Regions from separate parts of the Homo sapiens genome. Here region 2 is linked to region 1. The links are chromatin contacts, found by Hi-C or POLR2A ChIA-PET in ENCODE. All regions are on one chromosome and are shown on one strand. Each heading gives the region's core, a stretch centred on a gene start or an enhancer-like site at or near the end of the contact. The rest is flanking DNA. Distances are from core to core; before and after follow the strand shown.

Region 1 (2,589 bases), core at 34-2,533:
GACATCTATAACTTTCTATTACTTTAAATACCTGGAAAAAAAATCACTTCCAGTGCATTGTAATAATGTATCAAGTAGAAGTGGCTAAAATCAGTGAAAACATTTCTTTGATCTGAATAAATGTTCAAGAAAATAGAAAACATGAACTTACCTCCAATCTATGTTCCCTTTACTTGAAAATGTAATGTTGATCTACTAGAGGTAAGGCAGGAATTGTCACATCCATATTCCTTGCAACTATTCAAAATATGCATCTGAGACCAGAACAAGACACAGGTGAAGAAGGGTGCTCACTAGGCCCCTTCTGCCAATACAGAAGGAGACAGTGCAGTGGAGTCCTTTCATAGCAAGTTCTGCCTTCATGATTTCCAAAGCTTCAGTATTCCAAATCTCAGGTGAATAGGGTGGTATCCACTAAGCTCTGCCACAAACTTGTTGCTGAGATGAAGGAAGCCGCCGCTGTAGTCAGTATTTCTCACCCACACGGTTTGCTCTCTTTCTGGCTGGTGTGGGAAGGATGGCGTCTTTTTTTTTTTTTTTTTTTTGAGATGGAGTCTTGCTCTGTTACCCAAGCTGGATTGTAGTGTTGTGATCTCGGCTCACTGCAACCCATGCAAGGTGCTGTCAGGTTCCACCTGTGCAAACAAGTACACTGGTCCAGCATGGGTCAGCTGCTCACTCACAGGGGCTCCAGAATCCTACAAAGGGACACACAGGGGTGGGTGGCAACCTAGTTGGAAATGGGAGTGATGGGCATGACTAAAGTCTTCCTCATCCCACCAGAGGCGCACTCAACTGTGGCTAGGGTGACCAGAATTCACTGTCCAGCGTGGCTGGCAGGAGCCCACTCTCTGAAGATGGTGGGATTCAGAGGTGGGAGTAGAGTTGGGTGGTCCTGTGAGCTGAGCACTCTCCCAAAAGTGTCCCCTACATATGAGGTTGACAGCTTATTCCTGCAGGGACTCAGGAGTAACTCTGGGTGCTAAAACAAAACTTGAGACCAGCACAGAAACAGCCAGCCCATGAAGCTGGCCTCCCATCACACAGCAAGGCTAGCCAGATGCCCCTCACTCTTCTCGGGCACCATTCTTCTCCTCCCCTAGGCCGCCTGGTGCTCGTGGTGTTTCATGTTTGTTAGTCCATGCACGGTGGTGAGGGAGGCTGCTGTGTGATTTGCCCCAGCCACAGCCTCTACAAAAGCAACTAGAAGAAGACGGCAGCAGAGGGCGCTTCTTCAAACACCCTGTCCAACTCCTGGCACTGACAAGTACTGAGTGAACTCAAACCCTCTGTAAAGTAACAGAAGTTAGAAGGGGAAATGTCGCCTCTCTGAAGATTACCCAAAGAAAAAGTGATTTGTCATTGCTTTATAGACTGTAAGAAGAGAACATCTCAGAAGTGGAGTCTTACCCTGAAATCAAAGGATTTAAAGAAAAAGTGGAATTTTTCTTCAGCAAGTAAGTACATTTACTATTATCTTACTATGGGATAGCTTGGTAGAACTAGTTACCAGCAACCTCACTGCTTTTTAAACAAACAATACCTCTGCTACCACCTCCTGGATCCAGGCTTGCCCTCAAAGGAACCCTTAGGGTCTCATTCCCACAGGAGGCTGTGGCTTCCCGACATATTTGGAGCATCATAGTGAGAATTGTGGCCCATTATTTTAAAATATCCTAGATCCTAGCAAATATTGTTTTTGTGGGCCGTATTTGAATTTCTCAAGCCAGTAAAATTCTAGTGAAAGTGGGAAAATCGCTTGAGCTCGGGAGGTTGAGACTGTGGTGAGCTATGGTCACGCCACTGCACTCTAGCCTGTGTGACAGAGCAAGATTCTATCTTAAGAAAAACAAATTCTGGTGAATAAGTCTCTTTTAACTAATCCTGTCTAAAATGGATGATGGCTAATAAAACAATATGGCGTGGCTGGAACTCTAGCTCTAGGGTGGTCTCCAAAGAGGACACTCAAGCATTCTCTGAGCAGCACGGGGCTGTGTCCTGGTAGCAGCCTGAAGGGGTGACAGTGGAGCACAGTGTTTATTTTCATTTCTCAATTTTGACATATTTACTGGAAAAATTAATCCCTAGCCACCTCACATGACAGTACATAATTTTTTTTTTTTTTTTTTTTGAGATGGAGTCTCACTCTGTCGCCTAGGCTGGAGTGCAGTGTTGCAATCATCTTGGCTCACTGCAGCCTCCACCTCCTGGATTCAAGCAATTCTCGTGCCTCAGCCTCCCAAGTGGCTGGGATTACAGGCACCCACCACCACACCTGGCTAATTTTTGTATTTTTGGTAGAAATGGGGTTTTGCCATGTTGGCCAGGCTGGTCTGGAACTCCTGGCCTCAAGTAATCCGCCCACCTCAGCCTCCCAAAGTGCTGGGATTACAGGCGTGAGCCACCACGCCTGGCCCTGGAGTACATAATTTTGATAAGTAACGTCTGCAGTGTCTTTTTTTCCCTCCCTTTTTATGGATAGACTTTTCTGGTTATTGAGATCTCATACCCCTTTATGATATATTATTTGAGTAGAGGGTTTAAAGAATTGAGATACTTGTTTTCTTATGTTAATATGTCAAGAAAGAA
Region 2 (2,589 bases), core at 42-2,541, 35 kb after region 1:
CTTGACTTTCTATCTAAAAAGTCTTCTGCTCAGTCTGCTGATACTTCAAAATGAAGCCGTGTACCCAATCTTCTACACAAGGCCTTCTGTGGTCATCTTGTCTAGCTCAAGCAGTTCCACCTCTATAGCACATCTCATACCACCAGCATAGGTTGATTTTCATGTACCACATCTTCCTTCTATCCTTTACTGGACTGTATGTAGGTTTATTGAGAAAAGCAACCATGCCTGAGAGCCCCACACATAGAAGAGTGGCTTGATCAAGCATTTGGTCGTTTGGTAATAGCTGGTAATAACTAAACATTTGCCTGATCGATATTTCATGTGACAAAAATTGCCAGAGTAGTTTTAAGTTCTCTCATAATTCAGCTTTCCCTTCATATTCTTCAGCTATCAAGGTTACTGTGTACAAGCTGGGAATACCCTTGATCTTGAGATTAAAATGTAAATTAAGAGATTAAAATTAAGATCTTATATTTAAAATATATATATATACATATATAATTAAATTATATATACATATATACATATATAATTTAAAAATTATATATGTATAATTTAATATATAAATAAATTTAAGATGTTTTCCTCCTTTGCCAATATAGGGTTTGATGTAATCATTTCTTTGTTTTCTCAGGTCCCACCTCCATTTGCAATTGACCTCTTCTGGGAACTTCCTCAGATGGACAAGATTACCCCACCTTGCCCTTTACGTATCTGCTCTTAGGTGCTTCTTCACTTCAGTTGCTTTGCAGGAAGTGTCTAGAGGAATATGGTGGGCACAGAAGTAGCTCTGGTGACCTTGATCAAGGTGTTTTGAAATGCAGAATTCTTGAGTTCTGGAAGGGACTTTAGAGAATACCAGTGTTATTAATGACAAAGGCACTGAGGCCCAGGGAGGTGACCCGAATTATAAAGGCCAGCGCCAGAACCCAGATTTCCTAACTCTGGTGCTCTTTCCCTTTATCAGTTTGACTGTGGCCTGTTAACTGGTATATACATATATATGTCAGGCAAAGTGCTGCTGGAAGTAGAATTTGTCCAATAACAGGTCAACTTCAGAGACTATCTGATTTCCTAATGTCAGAGTAGAAGATTTTATGCTGCTGTTTACAAAAGCCCAATGTAATGCATAGGAAGTATGGCATGAACATCTTTAGGAGACTAATGGAAATATTATTGGTGTTTACCCAGTATTCCATTTTTTTCATTGTGTTCTCTATTGCTGCTCTCTCACTCCCCCATGAGGTACAGCAGAAAGGAGAACTATCCAAAACTAATTTCCTCTGACATGTAAGACGAATGATTTAGGTACGTCAAAGCAGTAGTCAAGGAGGAAAGGGATAGTCCAAAGACTTAACTGGTTCATATTGGACTGATAATCTCTTTAAATGGCTTTATGCTAGTTTGACCTCATTTGTAAAATATTTATGAGAAAGTTCTCATTTAAAATGAGATCGTTGTTTACAGTGTATGTACTAAGCAGTAAGCTATCTTCAAATGTCTAAGGTAGTAACTTTCCATAGGGCCTCCTTAGATCCCTAAGATGGCTTTTTCTCCTTGGTATTTCTGGGTCTTTCTGACATCAGCAGAGAACTGGAAAGACATAGCCAACTGCTGTTCATGTTACTCATGACTCCTTTCTCTAAAACTGCCTTCCACAATTCACTAGACCAGAAGTGGACGCAACTTAAGCTGGGATAATCACATTATCATCTGAAAATCTGGAGTTGAACAGCAAAAGAAGACAACATTTCTCAAATGCACATCTCATGGCAGCTAAGCCACATGGCTGGGATTTAAAGCCTTTAGAGCCAGCCCATGGCTTTAGCTACCTCACTATGCTGCTTCACAAACCTTGCTCCTGTGTAAAACTATATTCTCAGTGTAGGGCAGAGAGGTCTAACACCAACATAAGGTACTAGCAGTGTTTCCCGTATTGACAGGAATACTTAACTCAATAATTCTTTTCTTTTCCATTTAGTAACAGTTGTGATGACTATGTTTCTATTCTAAGTAATTCCTGTATTCTACAGCAGATACTTTGTCAGCAATACTAAGGGAAGAAACAAAGTTGAACCGTTTCTTTAATAATGCTGATCTACTTTTTGTTGAATTTGTATTTTATTTCAAGTGTCAAAGAAATCATCTTTGTTTATTTAGATGAAACCAAACACTACACATTTACACTCACACTGCTTCCAGGACCCAAGGGTTTCACAGACCATTTGCCTACCTGGTTCTTTCCTCTCCTCTTTCCAGTGATTTCTAGAATACCCTTTCAAAGGACCACATGAATATACGAACTGTAAAATTCAACTTTAATCTTTTGCGAAATGTTTTATTTACTGCTTAAAATCTAGGTGGGTGGATATATTCATGTATGCATATATTGATAGATTAATACAAACATAAGTATGTATTTAAATTTAAGGATAAGTAAAGTGAGAGTACAACAGCCCCATTCTTAGTTAAAAAGAAAAGAAAAAGACAAGAGCAAGCCACTGCCACCACAGGTACCAGCACTTAAATTTGTCAGCAGGCTGACCAAAGAGTGGCCTGTCTGTTGGCATTCATCGGACATGGCAG

The links. A loop is a pair of places that touch in the nucleus more often than their neighbours do. ChIA-PET counts read pairs that join two places held with the same protein, here RNA polymerase II (POLR2A). Pooled maps may share reads with other maps.
Region 2: a map of B cell shows a loop between it and region 1 (9-fold over the local background). The contact joins the enhancer-like site here to the promoter of CD80 in region 1. A Hi-C loop is called at or near these places in 3 of 168 maps with a recorded cell type or tissue (B cell, Calu3 and K562), 18 of 37 single-sample maps with no recorded cell type and 13 of 50 pooled maps. POLR2A ChIA-PET finds 5 or more read pairs at or near these places in 6 of 52 experiments (B cell, BJ, GM10248 and 3 more).

The regions. Positions count from the first base shown.
Region 1 is chr3:119,558,308-119,560,896 of GRCh38, reverse strand. It overlaps CD80 (CD80 molecule), which reads left to right and starts at 1,283. Exons shown (of 7, transcript NM_005191.4): 1 at 1,283-1,457. It overlaps LOC107986118 (a long non-coding RNA gene), which reads right to left and starts at 467. Exons shown (of 2, transcript XR_001740861.2): 1 at 152-467. RefSeq lists enhancers at 1,010-1,059, 1,830-1,889, 2,160-2,319.
Region 2 is chr3:119,523,798-119,526,386 of GRCh38, reverse strand. It overlaps TIMMDC1 (translocase of inner mitochondrial membrane domain containing 1), which reads right to left. Exons shown (of 7, transcript NM_016589.4): 7 at 1,297-2,589. It overlaps CD80 (CD80 molecule), which reads left to right. Exons shown (of 7, transcript NM_005191.4): 7 at 638-2,094. Among named protein-coding and RNA genes, the nearest start is that of TIMMDC1, 27 kb to the right of the region's middle. Within about 2 kb of position 1,291, at least 2 of the 41 ENCODE cell types and tissues checked have a DNase peak (open chromatin) inside an H3K27ac peak, as active enhancers do; they include B cell, where a contact is called at or near this core.